4 separate regions of the Homo sapiens genome follow, and regions 1, 2 and 3 are each linked to region 4. The links are chromatin contacts, found by Hi-C or POLR2A ChIA-PET in ENCODE. All regions are on one chromosome and are shown on one strand. Each heading gives the region's core, a stretch centred on a gene start or an enhancer-like site at or near the end of the contact. The rest is flanking DNA. Distances are from core to core; before and after follow the strand shown. Region 1 holds the start of CPNE1 (copine 1). Region 2 holds the start of PHF20 (PHD finger protein 20). Region 3 holds the start of RBM39 (RNA binding motif protein 39). Region 4 holds the start of EDEM2 (ER degradation enhancing alpha-mannosidase like protein 2).

The links. A loop is a pair of places that touch in the nucleus more often than their neighbours do. ChIA-PET counts read pairs that join two places held with the same protein, here RNA polymerase II (POLR2A). Pooled maps may share reads with other maps.
Region 1: a loop to region 4 is called in a pooled map, with 9 times the contacts of the local background. The contact joins the promoter of CPNE1 here to the promoter of EDEM2 in region 4. A Hi-C loop is called at or near these places in 7 of 50 pooled maps. POLR2A ChIA-PET finds 5 or more read pairs at or near these places in 2 of 52 experiments (CD4-positive, alpha-beta T cell and CD4-positive, alpha-beta memory T cell).
Region 2: a pooled map shows a loop between it and region 4 (11-fold over the local background). The contact joins the promoter of PHF20 here to the promoter of EDEM2 in region 4. A Hi-C loop is called at or near these places in 1 of 37 single-sample maps with no recorded cell type and 6 of 50 pooled maps. POLR2A ChIA-PET finds 5 or more read pairs at or near these places in 1 of 52 experiments (activated CD4-positive, alpha-beta T cell).
Region 3: a map with no recorded cell type shows a loop between it and region 4 (16-fold over the local background). The contact joins the promoter of RBM39 here to the promoter of EDEM2 in region 4. A Hi-C loop is called at or near these places in 2 of 37 single-sample maps with no recorded cell type and 7 of 50 pooled maps. POLR2A ChIA-PET finds 5 or more read pairs at or near these places in 3 of 52 experiments (AG04449, activated CD4-positive, alpha-beta memory T cell and naive thymus-derived CD8-positive, alpha-beta T cell).

Annotation. Positions count from the first base shown.
Region 1 is chr20:35,663,565-35,666,264 of GRCh38, forward strand. It overlaps CPNE1 (copine 1), which reads right to left and starts at 1,336. Exons shown (of 16, transcript NM_152925.3): 1 at 1,196-1,336. RBM12 (RNA binding motif protein 12) reads right to left here and starts at 1,336. Exons shown (of 3, transcript NM_006047.6): 1 at 1,196-1,336. RefSeq lists enhancers at 45-164, 159-664, 505-554, 875-984, 1,169-1,673 and 1 more and a silencer at 903-1,197.
Region 2 is chr20:35,770,731-35,773,500 of GRCh38, forward strand. It overlaps PHF20 (PHD finger protein 20), which reads left to right and starts at 1,285. Exons shown (of 18, transcript NM_016436.5): 1 at 1,285-1,349. RefSeq lists silencers at 1,353-1,732, 2,737-2,770.
Region 3 is chr20:35,740,846-35,743,637 of GRCh38, forward strand. RBM39 (RNA binding motif protein 39) reads right to left here and starts at 1,415. Exons shown (of 17, transcript NM_184234.3): 1 at 1,096-1,415; 2 at 1-42. The coding sequence starts at 29. RefSeq lists a silencer at 795-894 and enhancers at 1,155-1,304, 1,318-2,003, 1,365-1,584, 1,755-1,854.
Region 4 is chr20:35,145,976-35,148,763 of GRCh38, forward strand. EDEM2 (ER degradation enhancing alpha-mannosidase like protein 2) reads right to left here and starts at 1,361. Exons shown (of 11, transcript NM_018217.3): 1 at 1,177-1,361; 2 at 850-960. The coding sequence starts at 1,283. MMP24-AS1-EDEM2 (MMP24-AS1-EDEM2 readthrough) reads right to left here. Exons shown (of 15, transcript NM_001355008.2): 6 at 850-960. The coding sequence starts at 944. RefSeq lists enhancers at 543-1,146, 1,395-1,524.

The sequences.
Region 1 (2,700 bases), core at 86-2,585, 520 kb after region 4:
ATTAGGTTATCTCTGAGAATCCTGGAGCCAAGGAGGGTTTTAGGGCCCAGAAATCTCTTAAAGTCTGCAATTCTCAGCATGACACCACGCAGATGAGTAAATGTTTAGCACTTAATACTGAGTAACCCTCACAAGAGCCCCTCAGATTTGTCACTATAAAGCACACGTTGGAGGCACACAAAAAGCCCGTACGTTTACAACCTAGCAGCTAAGCCTGCTGCACTGGCGTCCAACCCCGTCACTAACCTGTAGATCCTCAAAGTCCCTCCCACCACCCAATTCACGTGGCTGCAAACTAATGCAGCCAAGCTTCAGAGAAACTCAATTAACTCTCCATCAAAAGCACCCACCCTCCGCAGCCCACTGGATCTCGTCCTCCTGAAATGCCACAGGATCCTCTCCCGAGGGAGCCGTAAATGTGCTGCTCACAGCAGCCCCTTCCCTACTGGGGGACCAAAGGCCTGGCATCTTACTACAATTCTCAGAGCCTCAGGAGGCGTACTCACCCCACCCCCTCACCTCCTAGCTTCAGACGCCGGCTTCTCAAAACTGCTACACCCTCGAGTAAAGCCCCTCCCCAGCAATGGACCTCGGAGGCATTTCACTGCAAACCCCTCCACCTTCAGGCCACGAAGGCGGCCGGTTGTGACACTTCCTTTCTGAACTCACAGGAGTGTACCGACTACAGCTTCCTCCCCACAGGTGTGACCTGGGTCCCCTTTTGCTGGTAGGCCACAAAGGCCTCCTTTCCATTTCGGGTTGAAGGAGTGTCCTCACTACGATTATCTCCCCACCTCCAGGCACAGAGATGTAGTTATAACCTCTGCTTCACTGGGGGAGACAAGAAATCCTCCGTACTCGGGATGTAGGCGTGTTTTTACTGCAGTCCCCGTTAGCTCGCAGGCCGCTGAGCCAGCCAGCTCTGGCCTGCCCCCTCTCAGACCACGGGGGAGTCCTCGCTATGGCCTCGTCCCCACTTCGGTACGCAGGCTCATCCTCTTGCGTCCTCCTTGCATCCTCTCAGATCTCAGAGGCCTAAGTGGCATCCCACTCCCCCTGCAGCCCTGCCTCGACCCTTTGTGTGGGGCGCTAGTTGCCGCGGGCTCGAAGGCCTCCGAAGGCCCCGCCCCGGGCCACCAAGGGGCACCACGAGCCCCGCACAGCCCCACCCGTTCAGGGGCTGCGGGAGTCTTACCGGGGAAAGCTGCGCGGCACCAGAACCCAGACCCCGAATTACCCCCCGCGCGAGTGCCTCCGCCCCGCGGCCGACAGCCCCAGCCCGAACGGCTTCCCGGAGCCCAACGCAGCCACCACCTCCTTCGCCGCTTCACAAAATGGCCGTCGGCCCGCTCAGCGGCTCCGCGTTCCAGAAGGGGGAGGAACGGCGTGGTTGACGTCAAGGGGCCGCGCAAGCGCGCTGACGGTCTCGGGCGATCTCCCGGAAGTTACTGGGTTTTGTGCTAAGAGGGGGATATTCAGTCCCTGCTTGCGACTGTTGGCGCACAGGACCGACCTTGGGCTAGTGGCCCTGGCGGGTGGGCTGGGTATGAGTGTCTAGCTTGGCCCTTCACTGCAAGACTGTGCAAATTGCTTCACGTCTTCCAGTTTCCGCGGAAGGAGCGAATTGTGCTTACCTCTAAGTTTTTTGAGGATTAAATGGACCACAACGTGGTGGCTAGTTATTATATCCTGACAAAACAGCCAAAACCTGATTCTTTTTTCCCATTTAAGAGTTTATACAGGCCGGGGGCCGGGCGCGGTGGCTCACGCCTGTAATCCCAGCACTTTGGGAGGCCGAGGCGGGCGGATCACGAGGTCGGGAGATCGAGACCATCCTGGCTAACACGGTGAAACCCCGTCTCTTCTAAAAAATACAAAAAATTAGCCGGGCGTGGTGGCGGGCACCTGTAGTCCCAGCTACTCGGGAGGCTGAGGCAGGAGAATAGCGTGAACCTGGGAGGCGGAGCTTGCAGTGAGCCGAGATTGCGCCACTGCACTCCGGCCTGGGCGAAAGAGCAAGACTCCATCTCAAAAAAAAAAAAAAAAAAAAAAAAAGTTTATACAGGCCGAGCGCGGTGGCTCACGCCTATAATCCCAGCACTTTGGGAGTCCGAGAAGGGCGGATCATGAGGTCAGGAGTTCGAGACCGGTCTGGCCAACAAGGCAAAACCCAGCCTCTACTAAAAATACAAAAACTAGCTGGGTGTGGTGGCGGTGCTTGTGGTCCCAGCTACTTGGGAGGCTGAGGCAGGAGAATCGCTTGAACCCGGGAGGTGGAGGTTGCAGTGAGCCCAGATGGCGCCATTGCACTCCACCCTGGATGACAAAAGCGAAACTTCGTCTCAGAAAAAAAAACAAAAAAAGAGTTTTAATCTAGGGCAGGGCGCAGTGGCTCACGCCTGTAATCCCAGCATTTTGGGAAGCCGAGGCGGGCGGATTACCTGAGGTCAGGGGTTCAAGACCAGCATGGCCAACATGGCGAAACCTCGTCTCTACTAAAAATACAAACATTAGCTGGGCGTGCTGGCTGGCGCCTGTGGTCCCAGCTACCAGGGTGGCTGAGGCAGGAGAATCGCCTGAATCCGGGAGGTGGCGGTTACAGTGAGCCAAGATAACGCCATAGCACTCCAGCCTAGGCGACAGAGCAAGATTCCGTCTCAAAAAAAAAAAAAAAATTAAATCCATCGTGACCCCTCCACG
Region 2 (2,770 bases), core at 35-2,534, 620 kb after region 4:
GTCTGGGCTACAGAGCGAGACTCTATCTCAAAAAAAAAAAAAAAAAGTGGCCAAGTACGGTGTTAATTCCAGCACTCTGGGAGGCTGAGGTGGGTGGACTGCTTGAGCCCAGGAATTCAAGACCAGCCTGGGCAACATCGTGAAACTGCGTCTCTACAAAAAAATGCAAAAATTAGCCAGGTGCACACCTGTGGTTCCAGCTATCTGGGAGACTGAGGTGGGAGAATTGCTTGGGCCTAGGAGGTGGAGGTTATGAGGAGCCGAGACTGCGCCACTGCACTCCAGCCTGGGTGACACAGTGAGACCGTGTCTCAAAAAAAAAAAAAAATTAGCTAGGCATGGTGGCATGGGCCTGCAGTCCCAGCTACTCAGAAGGTTGAGCTGGGACCACAGGTGCGCACGTTCACGCCTGGCTAATTGTTGTATTTCTTGGAGAGACGGGGGTCTAGCTATGTTGCCCAGGCTGGTCTCGAACTCCTGAGCTCAAGTGATCTACCCACCTCAGCCTCTCATAGTGTTGGGATTACAGGCGTGAGCCACTGCTCCTGGTCTCATATTCTTTTGGGGTGGCTTCAACTCCGACCTTCGTCCCCAGAGAAAATACAGCTCCTTATCCTTAGCAGCAATTGGAAACCTTTCTAGGAGTTAATGATAAAGTGGGGGAGAAATGAGTGCAAAGGCTCTGAGATGAGAAGAACCTGGATTGTTAGCGGAGTTGAAGGACACTGAGAATGTGGGGGAGCTGGATTCGTGAGGATAAGAAAGCAGCAGGTCAGGTCCAGACTTTGAAGAGCCTGGTAGATAGTCTAGGTGAAGAGTTAGATCTTAATCCGGAGTAGGGAGGGAAACGAGCTTTGAGCAGGGGATGGCGTTTTGAAAAGACCTCTCTGCCGGTGTACGAAGAATGGATTAGAACGGCGAAGAGTAATAGGGTGGAAACCATCTTCATCTTGGAGAGAGATGGTGGTCGCTTCGATGGAGAAATGGGAAGCTTTGAGACGCATTTAGGTGGCAAAATTAACGGGTGATGGATAGCGTCCATTCCCCGGCTTCGGTGATCTCAGTGATTACGAGTGAGTGGGGACTTCGTGTTCCTGCTAGGGCGCGGGCCTGTTTCCCGCGCGTCAGGGTAGTGGGCGTGGCCTGCGCAGGCCGTTGCCACAGTGATCGGGCAGACGGGGCAGGGGGCGGGGCAGCTGGGACCTTACGTCACTCGGTGGTGGCGATGATGCGTGTGTGTGGGGGGCGGGGCATACGCTGGGCGCGTCCCGGGGGTCACGTGGTGCAGAGCACGCAGAGTCCTTCTGTCGGTTGGTCCTGGAGCGGCGCAGCCGGAGTGGGGCCGTGAGGTGAGCTCGCGGCCAGGCGAAGCCGGCCGGCCGGGCCGGGTTGGGCCGGGCCCGCGCTGCGCGCGCGCCGTGCGGGCGGGGACGGCGACGGACGCCACCGCTGCTTCGGTCCCCTGCCCGGCCCCGCTCCCCGCCTGGCCCCGCTCGCCCAGCCTGGAGGGAGGCCCTGGGACTGCTGCTGAGAGCGTGGCGGGCGTGCGAGCGGTGCCCAATCCCCGGGGCTACCCGCAAGAGTGGCGGCGGCTGCCGCCAATCAGCGCCGCCCGAGGGGGCTGGGCCGTGGGGTGCGGGCCCGGGGCGCGGAGCGGGCCGTGTTGGGGGTGCGGGTAAGCCCTAGGGCCCGAGCCTGAGCTGTGTGGGCACCTAGAGCCTCATCAGCAGCCTCTGCTATTGCCTTGCGCTTTGGGAATATGTTTTTTAAAATTGGCTTTTTTTATCCTATTCTGGGGAGCACATTCCTTTCTCAAGACCCCAAATATGGGAGTGTCCCTTTTCTCTATAGTTTTGAAAACTGGGCGGCACACCCCCTTTCTTAAGCTCTAGCTCTGGAATTTTATCTAAATTTCTAAAAGCCCTCCCCCCCCCAAATTTAGGGCGTACCCTCTTCCGTCAGCCCCCAAAGTGGGAGCACATTCCTTTTTTCGGGCCTCCAATTTGATTCTGCATTTCCGTTCCAATTTAGAGGTTCACCCTGTTATCGGGTCCTCAGATCTGGGGTCCATTAGCTAAAGTTTTGGGATACTTTCTTGTATCCCCTCTACTCCAAGGAAGAATTCCCCTTTTCCAGGTCCCAAATCTGACAGCATGCCTTCTGGAATTTCTTACATTTAGGGGCCACTTCCTTTCCTCAGCCCTTCAAACCTGAGGTTGGGCCGAAAACAATGTCCAAATTTTGAAGTTTATGGGTACTTATTTCCAGTTTCACAAATAAGGGAATTCACTGCCTTCTCCCGAGACTGTATTATTGGGGTTACACACTTTTCACGTGTTCCCCAAATCAAACTACCTTATTTCCTGAAGGAGACTCATTTTCATATCTGGGAGTATATTTGTTTCTTGTGCCCCCCAAATGTACGAGGTGAACCCCTTTTAGTTATACAACTCTCAGAGTGCAGCCACTTTCCAGATGCTTCTTAAATTTGGGGGGCACACCTTTTTGTGAGTCCTCTCATTTCCAGGTGGCGAGTGGTCTGTGGTTTTGAGCATGCCTTCCTACCCTGTTTAGCTTTTCTGTCATCCAAGACATTTTCATTCCTCAGTTTCCTTCCCTTTTTGGAGCCACACTCCCCTTGAGGTGCTTTCCCCAGTCTGGTCAGTGCACCCATTTCCTCTTCCTCTGGCGAGTGCGTATCTTTGTTCAGCACGGCACTTTTCTCTGTGCTTCTGCGGGCTTTTCTTCTGAGCACACTTCCCAGAGTCAC
Region 3 (2,792 bases), core at 165-2,664, 590 kb after region 4:
ATTGCTTCAATATCAATATCGTCTGCCATTTTCTCTAAACGCCTAGGAAGAGAACAAGACAATTTCTTGAGTAAACATTTCTCTTACAATGTGAAACAAGTTTCACTCTTGTTGCCTATATCGTCTAACATTTTCTCTAAACGCCTAGGAAAAGAACAAGACGATTCCGTGAGTAAACATTTTTCTTTTTTTTTTTTTTTTTTTTTGAGACGGAGTTTCGCTCTAGTTGCCCAGGCTGAAGTGCAGTAGCGCGATCTCGGCTCACTGCAAGCTCCGCCTCCCAGGTTCCAGCGATCCTACCACCTCACCTCCCGAATAGCTGGGATCACAGGCGCCTGCCACCACGCCCGGCTAATTTTTGTATTTTTGGTAGAGACGGGGTTTCACCATGTTGATGAGGTTGGTCTCGAACTCCTAACCTCAAGTGATCCGCCTGCCTCTGCCTCCCAAACTGCTGGGATTACAGGCGTGAGCCACCGCGCCCGGCCTGGTAAACGTTTTTCAAATCGACTGAATTTTTCTTCTCAGCCGACACACTCGAAAACTTAAGAAAAACCTCCAAAAGCCCTACAATTAATGACTAAAGTGACATGCACTTTAACCAGGTTTGGCTTACGTAAGTAAATCCAAAACGCCTCTTACACGAAACACACGAAAATGAAGACTTCAATATCCAATATTTAAAACTCTGCTGTCAACTCCAAAAACAGAAACTGGGAGACCCGAACGAGAGCGCCTCTTTCCGGGCAAAAACCCGCGCTGCCATTTTAGGGGCAAAGAGAAACTCCCTCCATTGGGAGGGGTTATGAGCCAAGGCAGCGTTCAACTGGCGCCATGTTGGGAGGTCGCGGCCGGCCCAGGCCTCGAAGGAGACAGGTCACCATTCTACCGCGGCCTCTCGGGGGTCCCTACCGCCCCAAGAATCCAGACTATACCCGACTGGAAAATAAGGGCGCGGTCACTGAAACAGGGCCGATTTCTCGAAAACCACCCCCCACCCCGGTCGCTAAAGACCTCCAAAAGCGCCCCTCAGCCCAAAATGGAGCCAAACCTCGAGAAAGCTGAGATAATACGCGGGTCCGCAACGCCCCGTACCTGTTCCGGCCTTCGGGCGCCTGTGGTGCTCGTGTTCGGGAAGAGATTGCTGCTGCTGCTGCTGCTGCTGCCGCCGCCGCCGCTTCTGTTGCTACTGTTAAGCCCCTAGGCCCAGGCCGCGGAACCGCCCAGCCCGAATATCGGGTTCCAAGGACGGCTAGGCCCGAGAGAATCTAAAAAAAACAATGGAATTAGAGAAGCCCACGCGGGAGAGCAGGACGGCGGCTTCGGCAGCTCAGGATCCACCCCTGCGACAGCGTCGACAAGCTCCCTGAAATGGCGGCCGCTGCTTCCCTGTACTCACATTCACCAGCACACATACACACACACAAACACACGGGGCCTCACAGAGCCCTCAGCACGGGCTCTCGCGAGAAGCTGCCCCAAGCTCCAAATTTGAGCGGCCGAAGTATCGCGAGACCTAAGTATGGCTCCGGCGACCGTAGCCCAATCTCGCGCAATGATTGCGCCACAGATATTCCCATCCCCCATTCAGTGAGGCGCCTTTCACTCCCCCTCCGCGTAAGCACCCAAATCTCGCGAGACAGAGCGGGTCTCTAGGGCAAAGACAGTTGGTAGGCTGCCTGTCAATCTTTCAGAGAGCTCTTCGCTGAGTGGAGCTCAGCGGTCACCTCCCCCTCGTGGCGCCTCCTCACGGCCATCTGAAGATTCCTCCGGCACAGCCGATCGCCCCCGCTCCGGCCTCCCACACAGATGGCTGTCAAGGTCGCCATAAGGCAACCTAGTCCTTATGGCGATAGGATAAAACGGCCATATTCAGATTATCCGCTGAGGGTGGAGAGGAAGTGGAAAAGTGTATCAGAAGGCCAGAAGAAGAGATCTTTAGGGGTAGGGGGAGAGGGGGAGATAATAAAAATAGATTTCCCTGTCATTTGGAGCCAATGGCGCGGCCTCCACTGTCGAGCTTTGAAACAACCTTGGAAATAGTGGAGAAAAGCAAAAAAAAGGTGGAAAAAATAAACTCTTGCTTCCCTTGGCATGGGATCAGTTTTGTGCCCCGAATTTAATCAGCTCTTGTGTCAGGGTTGCTACCGTTCCTTCAAAAATGTTCCCCTTCCTGAATATTACTGGACGATTTGGTGAAAAAATAAGACACCCCCCCAACAAAAAAAAAAAGGCCCCCTTCCCCCTGGGACCTGGCTCCTCTCCCCTGAAGTCTTCTAGATGCCAGGTAATTAGAGTATGAATTAGCCATTTGTTCTTTGGTCAGTACTGTGTGAGGTTTCCTCCTAGATGCTGGGAAAAAAAACTGGAAAGAAGTCTTCAAAGCAAAAATCTTACCCTCTAATCTTAACAGTCTAATGATTGAGGGCAGAAAAGATTGGAAATGAGACGCCTTGATTAGTGTAACTAGCTGCTGCAACACTGTGTGACCTTGGACAAGCAAATTAACCTCTCAGAGGGGATCTTTCATTTCCTGATTTAAAAGAGGACGTACTTAGTAGCTAGTCTAAGCTACTTGAGACTGAGGAAGGCAGGTAATGCTCAGTACTGAATTTTTAGAGGTTAGCAGGGCATGTCTGCCCAAGTGGACCCTCAGTAAATTAATGAATGAAGGCTCAGAAGGGCTATAGTGAAGATTAAATGATATAATGTCTGTAAAACGCCTGGTAAATATTTGATCTTCAAAACAGCTAACTTCTGTTTCTGCTAAACAAAATTATTTAGAGCAAATA
Region 4 (2,788 bases), core at 111-2,610:
TGGGTAACAAGAGCGAAACTCCATCTCAAAAAAAAAAAAAAAAAAAAAAGAGTGTATTTTATTATATGTAAATTATGCCTTTAAGAAGTTCATTTTAAAAAGATACACATACACACATCTATATATATAATGGTATAAACCAAGAATATTTCTGGACAGATACAAAGGAAAGTTAATAGTTGGAATTCTAGGGTATGGGAGATATTTATTGTATATAATCTTTTACCACTTGAATTTGCCATTTGTATTTACTTTGTTTCAACTTAAAAAAATAAAAACCATCACAAGTTTTGAGTTTAATTTCTCCCGACCTTAGCACATTCGTGTGTAAAACAGGGATAATGGCACCTAACTCGTAGGGGTATTAAGATACTGAGCTGAGATCTGAATGACAAGCAGCAGCCAGTGATGGGAGGAAAATGGGGAGTGTATTTCAGGCACGGGGCACACCAACTACAAAGACTTAAGTTTTAGGAGTGTCACACTCCTTCCTGGATCTGAATGCCCACCTACATAATGAAAGGGGTGGGTTTTCTAATTCTTGGAGCCCTTCCACGGTATCTCGTTACTCCAGAAATTGCCTATGTCCCCACAGCTGATGCCTGTTACTGCTGGGGCTGAGCTCAGCGATCCAGCCCACCCGGCTAATCCAGGACTTTTTTTTTCACTGCGAGAGGCTAAGTGGATCCTGGAGGTGATAGTAAGAATTGCGGGGAGCGCGGCTCTAGCTCAGCTGGGAGCTTTCTGGTGCCGGTGAGGAGACCATGAAGCCACCAGCCCCAGCTGACCCGCCCGCCGAGGCCCAGAGAGTCAGACCCTGGCCGCCCCTTGCCCCTCCGCTCGCACTACCTGCCCCAGGTGTCGTGCCCGTCACAGGTGAGAGGTCGCAGCTCATCGAAGGGAAAGGCATTCTCCAGGTAGCTGTCGTAGGCGTGGTAGAACATGGCCTTGACTCGCTCCCTGGGTGGGGGACGAGAAATCAGGCATGGGGCAAGAACACAAAAACAAGCGGGGGAAGAACAAGATACAGGGCGGAAAGTGGGAATCACTAGCTGATTTCTCCCTGGGACCTAGCGGCTGTGTCGGAGCAAGTCGGGGTCTGGGATGGACGGAAAGGGAAAGGACCGGGTTCACGCTTCCCATTCCCCAACTGCGAAAGGGCGGGTCACAGTTCACCTGTAGTGGGCGGGATCTGGCGCGGAGCCGTCGGGACCTGGCGCACCATGGTGCTGAGGCAGCAGCGCGCACAGGAGGCCGAGCGGGATGAGCAGCCGGAAAGGCATAGAGCTCGTGTCCTCTCAGCGCCCCCGCAGCAGCAGCAGCCACTGCAACCAGTTCATCCTGGGAGCTGCTGCGGGTTCTTCCGGGAATCCGCGCCACTGCGCCTGCGCGCTGAGAAATCAGCCTCTCACTTCCGGACTACAAGCCCCTGAATGCAATGGGCAGCGAAACGCGGCCGAAGAGCAACTTCGGATGTACGGTTTCGGCAACACTGATCAACGTGTCTTAAAGTCAGTGGCTGTTGTTACTACTGTTATTAATTAATGTTTTAATAATAACAGCTAGCATGTATTGAGCACTTATTGTGTACTAGTACTGTACGGAGCATTTAAAATGCATTCTCTCATTCATTTTTTTCAACAACCTTATTAAGTATGAAGGCAGGGTAAGCATGAGAAATGTTCAGCCTTTACCATTATTACCTAGCAGGACAAGCCGCAGACAAAACTCCTCAGACACCGGGTTAAAGAAGGAAGGAGCTTTATTCGGCCGGGAGCGTCAGCTGACTCACTTCTCAAAAACGGAGCTCCCCGAGTGAGCAATTCCTGTCCCTTTTAAGAGCTTACAACTCTAAGGGGGTCCGCGTGAGAGGGTCGTGATTGATTGAGCAAGCAGGGGGTACGTGACTGATTACCGGTGCACCGGTAATCAGAACGGAACAGAACAGGACAGGGATTTTCACAATGCTTTTCCATACAATGTCTGGAATCTATAGATAATATAACCGGTTAGGTCAGGAGGGGTCGATCTTTAATTACCAGGCCTGGAATGCATCGCCGGGCTGTCTGACTACTGATTTCACTTCTGTCTTTCTTTTAACTCCTACATTTTCTTTGAGGCAGAAATTGGGCATAAGACAATATGAGGGGTGGTCTGCTCCCTTATTTAGGGATATTGAGTTTCCCAAACCAGTTACTTGTTGATTGTATAAGACACAACTCACATTTATTTGTCCAAAACTTCCACTCTTTTTTTTTTAAAACCTCTTGCATTTTCCGATGCTGTCACTCTTGAGGTTTCCTGAAATCCCGTCAGTTCTAGGAATTCATGACACTTCTCTCCTCCCAATTTGGGATGTGGTTACACAATCATGGTCCCTTCAGTCTCCATCTCAAACCGGAAGCTTTACCCCTGTCAGCCCTGTAGAATGTCTTGGGTAAGAATGAATACCCTGGTTGGGCGCGGTGGCTCACGCCTGTAATCCCAACACTTTGGGAGGTTGAGGTGCGTGGATCACCTGAGGTTAAGAGATAGAGACCAACCTGGCCAACATGGTGAAACCCCGTCTTTACTAAAAATACAAAAATTAGCCAGGGGTGGTGGCGGGTGCCTGTAAATCCCGGCTACTCGGAAGGCTGAGGCCGGAGAATCGCTTGAAACCGGAAGGCGGAGGTTGCAGTGAGCGAGGATCGCGCCACTCCACTCCAGCCTGGGCAAAACAGCAAAACTCCATATCAAAAAAAAAAAAAAAAAAAAAAAAAAAAAGACAAATGACTACCCTGGGGCA